Linked DNA regions of Homo sapiens: region 1 is linked to region 2. The links are chromatin loops, found by intact Hi-C in ENCODE. Cell type or tissue: gastrocnemius medialis. All regions are shown on one strand. Links, peaks and the distances in the headings refer to the core of each region. The heading gives the core; the rest is flanking DNA.

The links. A loop is a pair of places that touch in the nucleus more often than their neighbours do. Peaks named below come from ENCODE experiments on the same cell type or tissue, not always from the same donor. Only the 100,000 strongest peaks of a DNase experiment are listed, where the experiment ranks them.
Region 1: it touches region 2 in a loop (7-fold over the local background); 1 of 110 quality-filtered maps calls a loop at or near these places.

Annotation. Positions count from the first base shown.
Region 1 is chr15:69,894,279-69,899,655 of GRCh38, forward strand. No RefSeq gene overlaps it. Among named protein-coding and RNA genes, the nearest start is that of LINC00593, 62 kb to the left of the region's middle. In gastrocnemius medialis, for the core only: no CTCF peak of the experiment used is centred there; a DNase peak (open chromatin) is centred at 3,393.
Region 2 is chr15:69,787,911-69,793,287 of GRCh38, forward strand. No RefSeq gene overlaps it. Among named protein-coding and RNA genes, the nearest start is that of LINC00593, 45 kb to the right of the region's middle. In gastrocnemius medialis, for the core only: no CTCF peak of the experiment used is centred there; a DNase peak (open chromatin) is centred at 2,851; H3K27ac peaks cover 1,260 bases.

The DNA.
Region 1 (5,377 bases), core at 300-5,299, 110 kb after region 2:
TGTGCTCTCCGCAGGATGTGGCCCACTCCCCGGAACAGAGGGGATGCACAGCAATGATCAAGGACCAAACCAAGCTCAATATGAGACACTTAGAGTCAGAATGAACTTAACTGGAAGCCCCAAGAGGCCCCTACAAAATCATATGTTTTTTTATTTTGATTCAGAGGTCTGGAAGAAGTGCCCAGAGATGAGTATATTTAATAAGCTCCAAGGTTCTGATAAACAACATCATTTGGAACCTCTGGCTTAGAACTCAGCACTGCTTATAGCTCATGGAGTTGTTCACTGGGTGTGGGACATGGGGTTGTAGTTGGGTGTGCATGGACTCTTCCTGGCTGTGCCCCTGGAAATCCCTGGACGTCTCCTCCATGGTTGCTGTTTCAACATCCCATGCATAGTACACACCAAGCACCATATCCCATGTGTGGCTCTCTAGCTTCCCTGAATTCCAGTGTGAAATCTTCTTGGTTAGGGCAGTGCATCTCCTTCCTTCCTGGCCTTGAGAGATGACAACTTTGCCTTCTCAGGGACTATCATCCTGGAATCTCAAGCTCGTGGTTGAGCATGGCTTTGGTGTCAGGTCTATGCTGTGTGACTGGAAACTCAGATACAGAGACTGAGAGAAAGAGGGACTACTACCCCACCACACTGAATTACGGCTCTTCTCCCAAAAATATAATTCACCACCCCACTTTGCCATCTTGCCTATGTTACCCTGGGCACTGGTACATGCCTTCAGTCCAACTAAGAGACTTAAAAGTTAACAAATTGCTCTGAGCTTCTATCTCCTACTCCACCTTCCAACCACTGACAGTCTTAGGCTTTTCAAATTTTATAATTAACCATCCACTGATAGATGATGGGAGATCCTTGGGAAATCTGTGACACAGTCACAAATGAAAATTATTATGCGTGTATATTGGGTTTTTGGGAAGAAAGGCTCATGGCAATCTAGTCTCATGGCTTTAAATACCAACTCGATGCTGCTGACTCCCACGTTTATATTTCCAGCTCAGACCTCTTTCCTGGACTTCAGTCTTATATATCCAAACACCCACTCAACATCTTAACTTAGATGTCTAACAGGCATCTAAAACTCAACATATCCAAAATTCCCAATCTCCTCCTACCCAAAACTGTCTCCACCCACAGCTTTCCTCAGCTGAGCTGATAGCACCTCCATCCTTCCTCTTGCTCAGCCAAAAACCTTGGAGATGCCCTTGATTCCTCCCTTTCTCTCACACCCTACATCTAATAGATCAGCAAACCTGGTGCTTCCACCTTCAAATAGATCCAGACTCTGACCATTCTCCCCACTTCCCCTGATACCACCTTGGTGTAAGCCACCATCATTTATCCTGTACCTTACAGCAAAGATTCCCAAATGGGTCTCCCTCTTTCCACTCTTACCTCCTACCATCTACCGTTAACATAGAGCCAGAAGACCCTTTTAAAACACAAGTGCAATCAATCAGGTTTCTCCTCTGCTCAAAGCCCTACAGTGGACTTCTACTCCATGCAGAGTCAAACCTCAAATCCTTGCAATGGCCAACAAGGCCCCGTGTGACCTGCACTTTCCATCAACTCCATCTGCATGCCCTTTTCTAAAACCCTGACTCTAGGTCCTTCCTGCCCTTGAACATTCCTGCACAGCTTCACATCTCTGCTGAACTGTTGCCTCTGCCTAGAAAGTTACTCTGCCAACTTCTTCTTCTTGGCCAACTTCCTCATCTCCATCACGTCTTTGTTAACATTTTGCTTTGTCCATGAGGCCACCCTGAGCACCCTATTAACCACTGCAGCCCACACCTTGGACAACTCCATTCTCAGCCCACTTTTCAGTTTCTCATAGCACTTACCACTTCTTAATAGATTGTATAAGTTACTTATGTATTACAGTTATTGTCTCTCTCGCCTTCCTAGAATGTGCACCTAAATCTTTATTTTGTTCACTGATGGTCTGGCATACAGAGAATGCATGAGTAGGCACTCAGTGAATGTTTGTTAAATGTTGAATGGAGGGTTTGTGAGCATGTGTTGGTTGGCAAAGGAAGGTACGTTGCCAAAGATGGTGGAAATAATGCCATAAAACCAGGAAATCTTGGAGTAAAATGCACCAGTTGTTGGAAGGTAAAAACAGGGTTCTTTGAGAAAACCGAGATGAGTGAGATCCACTAGAGTGAGCCCAACAGCTTAATGCTAAATAAAGACATTATATATCACAATAACAAAAACTCCTCTCAACGTGTAACTTCTTTCACATACAGTTATTTCACCCTCCAATGATTCTACAAGATAGATTTAATATTCCCATTTCACAGTTAAGGAATCAGAGGCCCAGAGAGATGAACACATTTGCCCAATGCTATGTAACTAGGAAATTACTGGGTTGACCAGGTTTGGCCAACTCCAAGTACTAGCTCCCTCCCCTCCCCTCTCTTTACTATGCAATCCAGAGGAGGAGGGAGAGAATGAAGAACAGTGGTTGGGCAGGCAGATCTGGGGTTATCACTTTTCAGAAATATCCAGTCTGGAAGGATTCCCTCAGAACTGAAGTCATCCCATGAGATGCCAACTCACATTCCTCTTTGCAGCCTGGTTCCCCACTCAAGCATGAAGACCTCATTCCTGAGACCCATGCAGGACAGAGTCTTCTAGCAACCTTACCATGGACCAGCCTCCTCCTCCTCCACTCCCCACCCTAAAATGATGTCCATTCCTCACACACTGAACTGTCCTGATCAATTTTCCTTTTTGTTTTTCTTCTAAGAGGATATAAAGTTAAGAGCTATCTGGAGAGCAATGCTGGCATTTTAATCAGAAGAATAGGATTGGAGGCCAAAGGGTTCTGTGTTGACAAGATAAAGACAACATGAAGGGCTGAAGGCAGCCAGCAGAAAGGAGTTATGACTGTCCAGCTTAATGACAGCCAGACATGGAAGGGGTTGTTCGCTCCAAGTTTTAAAAATTCTATAGTGTGCAATTGGGACCTTGCTGGAGTTGTTTTGTCTATTTCTAGGGATGCTGGCGCATCCCCTTCCTTGGCAGGGCTGAGAGCGCCTCCATAACTCACTTGCAAATGTCTACAGTGCCGTCCCACTTCTGGAGTTGATGTTCATTAGAAGACACAACTGGAAATTCTTAAGCTGTTGCAAAATGGGTTGTTTGGAACTGAATTCTGGTCTCTATGTTCACATAGTGGATTGTTGTAGCTCTCTTGGCTGGAGTAGATTTAGATGTTGTCATTGTGCCTGACATGCTGAAAAGACCCAGCTAGAGATAGGTGACACGTTCTTAGATCAGGACAGCTGAAGCAGGTCTTAAGCAATGTCTAGTCCATTTCCACTTGAGAAGCCAAGGCCCTCAGTTGGGAGTCATCGTGCTGTGATGGCAAACCCTCATGGGCGCATTCACAAAGCAGAGACTCATTGCCTTGGCCATGGTACTGGCCTATTTTGCAATTGGCAAAGGCCATTGCAGACACTGACATTCAGCTTTGATTCTGCTTGACGCTTTTTAATTTTGTGCACTAAGCAATTTCAGTCATTCATTCAACAAATGTATTGAGCACCTACCGCTTCTACATTTACCGGGCACTTTCTCAACAATAATAATAACTGACACAGAGCACTCATGGTGCAACAGGCACTGCTATAAGAGCTCACCCATAAAAGCTAATTAACCCTCACCACAACCCAAGAGTAGATGAGCTACTGATAACATGGAAGAAAAGAAGCTTCAAAATCAATAAATACCAGATGCTCAGTCCCCTTGTTTCCCAAAGGTTGCCTCACCGACATCCATAAAACATTAACTGTGAGATTCCCATTTATAAATGGAACCTGATCCTCCAGGAGATATCCCCAGCCTCTTCCACTTTGCAAGCTACTTGATCCGCTTCCTCCCTATCTGTGGGGATCAAACGTTCTTCCAAGGGGAAGAAACATTCTCTTGTTTGAGATTGTCAAATGTCATAAGGATTTGACAAGTAGGGAAATCCATTTTTTTAAAATTTGCTTTTTTAAATACAAAGGCATCCTCAAAGGGACCTGTCTAGGCAGACACTCTGGTCCCAGTAAATTGTAAAAAACTCTCCTAGTCACCTTTTGTTCTCTCAGTACCACAAGCCTGGTGGCTGCTCAGCAGATGTCAGTGCTGATTCATGTATGTGCATGCCTGAATGAATGAATGAGTAAATGAACCAATGAATTTTTAAATTTTAAAGAAATTTAAATTTTAGAGAAATTTTGAGAAATTCTTGTTCATAAGAATCCCCTTGTATACTCTAAAATGTCACCTCTTCAACATATCTAAAATTCTACTATCAAATCGTTATCATCTCAGGCTACACGGCCTAATATGGTAGCCACCAGCCACCAGCCATGCTAAGCTATTTATGTTTAAATCTAAATTAACTCATATAGATTTTAAAATTCAGTTCCTCACTTGCCCCAGCTACAATTCCGGTGCTCAATAGCCACAAGTGGTTAGTGATTACCATATTGGACAGCACAGATATAGAATACTTCCTTCACCACAGAAAGTTCTACTGGACAGCCCCACTCTAGGGAACCATTTCTTTTTTTTTTTTTTTTTTTTTTGAGATGGAATCTTGCTCTGTCACCAGGCTGGAGGGCAGTGGCACAATCTTGGCTCACTGCGATCTCTGCCTCCCTGGTTCAAGCGATCCCCCTGCCTCAGTCTCCCTAGTAGCTGGGACTACAAGTGCAGACCACCACACCCTGCTAATTTTTTGTAATTTAGTAGAGACGGAGGGGAACAATTTCTTAATCTTTTTTGGTTCACAGACCAATGGTGAATCTGATAAAAGATATGGACTGTCTCCCCAGAGAAAAAAGTTTGAGCACATTGACTGTACCCACACTCAGACCTTCCATGGACCTGGATTAAGAACATCTGCTTTAGGTTTAGATCTTTCTTGGAATTAAAATAATCCCTTGGAGAAACAACACATCACACATCAAGTGGTTATCAGTTATCTATACCTGAGTGTGTGTGAATTTATTAAATGTTCTTTGGAGCTCTATCCAACTGGTTTGGAACAAGAGGAAGAGGTGAGGACCTTGGTAGCTGAAGGAAGAGTCTGGGGTACAGACAAGGCATGTTAGCACTAAAGACGCCCATGTACTGTGCAAGGATTCAGGGGACCAATTTTTTCTGCACCTCACAGGTCATCACAGGCAAGATCCTGATGGCAGTCTAGCATGATGCGCTCACACAGTAGGTGCTTAATGCATAAAATTGTTTAATTTATTTTCTTTTCTTTTTTCTTTTTTCCTTTTTTTTTTTTTTTTTTGAGACAGGGTCTCACTCTGTTGCCCAGGCTGGAGTGCAGTGGCGCGATCTCAGCTCACTG
Region 2 (5,377 bases), core at 199-5,198:
GGAAGGAGCAGTGTCCCCAACCTGGTAGGAGCTCAGAGCAAGTTGCTCAAACTCTCTGGGAGAGACAAAGGCTGGCAACTGGGTCTGCATCTCGGCCCACCTGCCAGGAGGTTGTTGGGGAGGGGGAGAGTTGAAATGTCTGGGTGGTTGCCAAAGAGCCTACTAGGGGACAATTTCTGTTCCCCCACTGCTCTTGGGACCGAGCCCCTCTGTCCTGTCGGGGGGCTCTCCATTCTTCAGGGGCCTTGGGTCCCAGTACTGGGTGCTGCAGGCCCCTGTCGGGGAGCTCAGCCTTCTGAGCTGCATATACCTGCCTGGCGCCCCTCATCATCACCTGCCTGGGTGGGGTGGGGCCATGCAGGTGCCTTTCATAGCAGGCTCTTTGCACGTGGATCACTGACAGGCAAATAGCAGCACTATGCATGGGAGGTGGAAGGTCCTCTTCCTACCCTCAAATTTTCCACCCCTGCCTGTCATAGTGCCTGAAAGGCCTCCATTGGTACCAGGTCTTTTTTTTATTTTTATTTAATTTATTAAGTTTATTAATCTGTACTCAATTTCTTAAAGGCTTTTTTATTTCCTTTTAAGACAGGGTCTCACTCTGACACCCAGGCTAGAGTGCAGTGGAATGATCGCAGCTCACTGCAGCCTCGGCCTCCCAGGCTCGAGTGATCCTCCCACCTCAGCCTTCCAAATAGCTAGGACCACAGGCACACACCACCACACTCAGCTAATTTTATTATTTTTTCTAGAGACTGGGTCTCCCTATGTTCCCAGGCTGGTTTTGAACTCCTGAACTCAGGCGATCCTCCCACCTCAGCCTCCCAAAGTGCTAGGATTATAGGCATGAAACATCGCACCCAGCCTTGGTACCAGGTCTTTTAGTTAAGGCAATGAAGGCTTCTGCTGAGATGAAATACACTGCCCAAGGTGGGGAGGATTCATGGGAGAAGGGCTCCCCAAAGCCTCCTCCTCCCTGTCATCCTCAGCTTCTTTGTCTGTAAAATACAGAGAATCATAACTCACTGGGCTTCTAGGTAGAATTTGACCTTGGTGAATTCCTCTTTCCATCTGCAAAGGGAGGCGGGTTGGATTCACACAGGTTTCTTATGCATTAGAATTGCCTGGGGAGCTTTGAAACTATCACTGCCCAAGCTCCAGCCCAGATCCCTTGAGTGAGATTTTTCTAGGAGTGGGACCCCACATCAAGATGTTTTTGTAAATTGCCAGGTGATTCTAATTTGAAGTCAGACTTGAGCGTTGTGGGAAAATGATTTCTTACATCTCTGAATAAGGACATTTCATGAACCTGCGTGTAGTAAGCCTGCGACAGTTTGGCCCCAATTTATGGTACCCCACTAACTTCCCTGGAATTGGGAAGCCTAGGGAGGAATGGCTTGGTAGGGGTGTGGGAGGCTGGAGCTCCTTGGAAGTACTAGAGAGATGTGTTCAGAGCTCAGGGCGGGGCAGATTCAAGGATGAGGGGCCTGAGGAGCTCACGGACTGTCAGATAGGCAGTCAGGATGGGCTTGGTCCAAGGTCAGGGGTGTTTGCATAGTTCAACGATGTAGAGTTGAACTTTGTATAGTTCAATGTGCCTGGCACATAGTAGAAGCGCAAAAAAACATCTGTTGAAGAAAAGGATGAAGACCCAGGCCCGATATCAATCAGAGGACGATGCACCCTTCAGATGCTCCCTTTTATGGTTGAAGCCCGCTATTTCCCACTGAGGCATCAACTAGTAAAATGACATATTTTATCATCTTAACAATCCTTCAAAGCAAGTATTACTGTCCCCATTTCACAGATGTGCGGACTGAGGCTCAGGAAGTTTAGGTAACTTGCTCAAGGTGGCATGGTTCTGAGAAAGCAGAGCTGAGTTTCACAACCAGGTCTGGGGACCCCAAAGCCCGCCCTAGTGCCTTGGTCCCGCCCTCAGACCATGTCAGGGTAGGAGGGTCCTTGGAGACCAGCGCATGCCTCCTCTCGTTTGGGCACAGAGGGAGCTTAGCTTTGCAAGGTGGCATTGGGACGTACCCAAAGCCCACTGCCAGGGAGTGGCCCAGCCAGGACCACCAGAAAGTCTTTGGACTTCTAGCCCAGTGCTTCCTTGGGAGGCTTTTATTGGGAGGTAGAAGATACTGCACTGATGTTGGGATTTTGGTCCAGGTAGGGCCAGCCTGGGCTCAGCTGTGAATTAGATGAGAGTGTTTTTGGTCATGCACTCCTGCCACTTCTACTTTCCCACATCCTCCTTTTCCCTCAGAGCTCTCACCACCACCACCCCTGATCCCACGCACATCCTGCCTTCATGGTGCATCTGAATCAAAGACCCCTACTATGATGACCAGTGCTCCAACAATCTCTTCCCAAGCTACTGGGGAGAAGCGTCCGCTAAATGAATTCACAGAAAAAAAGCCAACAACTACAACATTATGTAGCAACCTCTATTTAACCAACAGCTCCAGAAGATTGTGGCACCTTACCCTCACAGAATAAAGCCCTGATAGCAGAACTTCGAACACCAGTAGGTTCCTGGAGACAAATGCTGGGATGGAGTCAATGGAGGGGAGATGTGCACTGCAGTCTGAAAAATCATAATATTGTAAAACCTCAAGCCGCCCGTGGCAATCTCTTTCTCCAAACTTAGGTTGGAATGAGCTTAAAGCATTTCCACAGTGGTCACCTGGCTTGGTTACCTCTACTGTCAGGGAGCTCACTACCTCACGAGGCAGTCCATTCTGTCTTGCCAAGCTGCTCACAGCTTCATTGTGTAATAGCTAGCATCGCCTGTTATTTCCCAGTACTCTACTGGTCTATCTGAGGGTGGCTGGCTGGGGTTGACTGTGCTCCAGCTGCAACAGGTGTGCATGTCTCCCTGTGACAGCACAGAGTCAGCCAGGCATCCTTACGCCGGAGCGCAAATATTTGTCGCCTCTCCATGGTGGCGGCAGTCGGCCTACCTTATTTTTCCACGTTGGAAGGATCCTATTATAGCAGGTCTTGTCTCGAGTTACATGTCAGAGTTCTCTGACATCAGGTTGTATTTAAAGGCTCAGCGCCGGGACTGTCCCCTGCCACACCCCACCAGCCTTGGCTGGCTTTATGTCCCCATTGGTTTCTTTTGGTCTCAATTGAGTGTTATGCACCATGAACGGTGGTGACACAGGTCTGTGACCTGGCCCTGCCCTGCAGTGGTACACAGCACTGTTTGGGAGAATATACCTGCAGCAGAGACACCAAACCAAGCAAGAACAAGTGAAGGTCATATAAAGCAACTCTGTAACTATCTTTTCATGGTGTTCAGCACACTCTATACTGGGGCCAATAAAGTTAAATCAAACAGAATTCAGTGCATCAAGATTTGGTATAGGCAATAGGTTCTGGGCTGGGTGGTGTGGCATGGAAGGGCAGATATCATGGGTTTTAAAGAGCAGTTAGAAGTAGTTATGCAAAGAGAAGTAGTTCAGCTGCTGTAACTGAAAGGCCAAAACAACAATGTCTTAAACACAACAGAAGTGTATTGCTCCCCCGATAACAGTATTAATTTAAGCAGTCCAGGGCTCCTACGGCAGTTTCATGGTTTTGGAGACCCAGGCCCCATCCACCTTGTTGCTCTGCCATTCTCAATCAACAACCTTCACCATACGGTTCAAAACGGCTGCTCTAGAGCCTGCCATCTCATCACTATTCTAACCTACAGGAAGAGGAAAAGTAGAAATTGAAGAAAAGTCATTCCCATTCAGGACAGGCTGACCCAGAACTGGTACGTGTGACTTCCAAACATATCTCATTGATAGAACTTCTTCTTGCAGCCACTTCTACCTCCACAAGGAGTCTGGGAAATGCAGTCTTAAGTTCTATCACTGAGGGGCATGCATGGGGAGAGTGCATTATCAGGGGTAACCAGCCAACTTTGCCACAGGGAGGAGCCAATCCCAGGCATCCAGAAGACTGGAATGAACTTGGCTTGGGCATGTGGGGATGAGGATCTGAGTCTGCAAGGAACTCGTATAGGGCATCTCAGAGGAAAACCCTAATGGAGAAGTGGTGGACTCAGGGTCTTAATTACTAGGCAGGGCTCCAGAGATGATAAGGGGACCTTGCTGAGCATGGAAGTGAACTCACAGAATTCTGCGCCTGAGCTTTGGTTTATAAATAGACCTGCTTCTGGTAGGTTGAAGTCTTTAAAATTGTACTCTCTTCTAAATTAGCCTGGGGGAGAGAGGTCAACAGGGGTTTGCAGCTTTAAAAAACCTTGTTAGTCCTTTTGCAACTCAGAGAGTTCTTTGGTCAAAGAAAGAGTTACTTGTCCATTGATCTTTTTTGTAAATCCCACATCTGGTACACCTTTTTGGGTACAAGATTATACACCTGTGTGATGACTTTTACTGCTGGGAAGGATCTGCTGGGGATATTTGTTATCTCATTTTATCCTTACATCAATGTTATGAGATCAGCGTATGATCCCTGTTTGAAAGACACAGAAACTGAGGCTTAGGGATTTGTCCAAGGTCACCCAACCCCTTTTGCAGTGAAGCTAAGCCTTTTGTCTCTTTCCACTGCAACTCTCAAGAAGCAATTGGCTATCTGTGGCAACATGTCCAAAAATATGGAACGGTAGAACACTAGACCTTCACATGGACCTATGAGAGAAAGAAACAAATCTGTGGTCAAATAAGACTGGGAAATGAGGCATGTTTATCTAACTCCTCTCGGAGATTCACAGAGCACAGGAGAATACTGATGGTTCTGATGAATCCTGCAGGCTTTAAGTCATTGTTGGTTTAAATCATTGTTTAAATGTCTCTCTCTGACAAGGTTCCTCCAGCTGAAAAGGGTAAGAGGTTGACGGCTAGGTGACTCCAGGTAAAGTCTTGGATTGTCTGACCAAGTTGCTTATCATCTCTGTTGGGGTTTTGGGGAAAGGATAAACAGCATTTTGGTACTTCTCCCACTTAGTTCAGAACAAATTGGGAGATTGCTGGAGGGGTCATTCAGATGAAGATCAAAATATCAGCACCTCTGACACGTGCTACTCAGACAGGGATGCTCGGGTCCCTGGGAGGATGGACTCAGCACATCTTCTGAGTCAGCTTGGCTTAGCCTTTTCCTCCCTGACGCAGAGCCAACAGGCTGATTGCAGGCCCACCCTCAGAGGCTGGGCCCAGGGCACCTCTCAGCAGGCAAGCAGATCCCCTGGGGGAAACTCAGAGCGGCAGAACTCCTTCACCCAAACTCACCATTCAGGTAAGTTGCTGCTTCTCCCAACATGCTCCCACCCCTGGTTTCCTTACTTGGCACATAGAATTAATGAAACCCATTCTTTCTGTCTACAAAGGTTGTTAGCGGGGTGCCACAAAAGGCAATGGGGAAA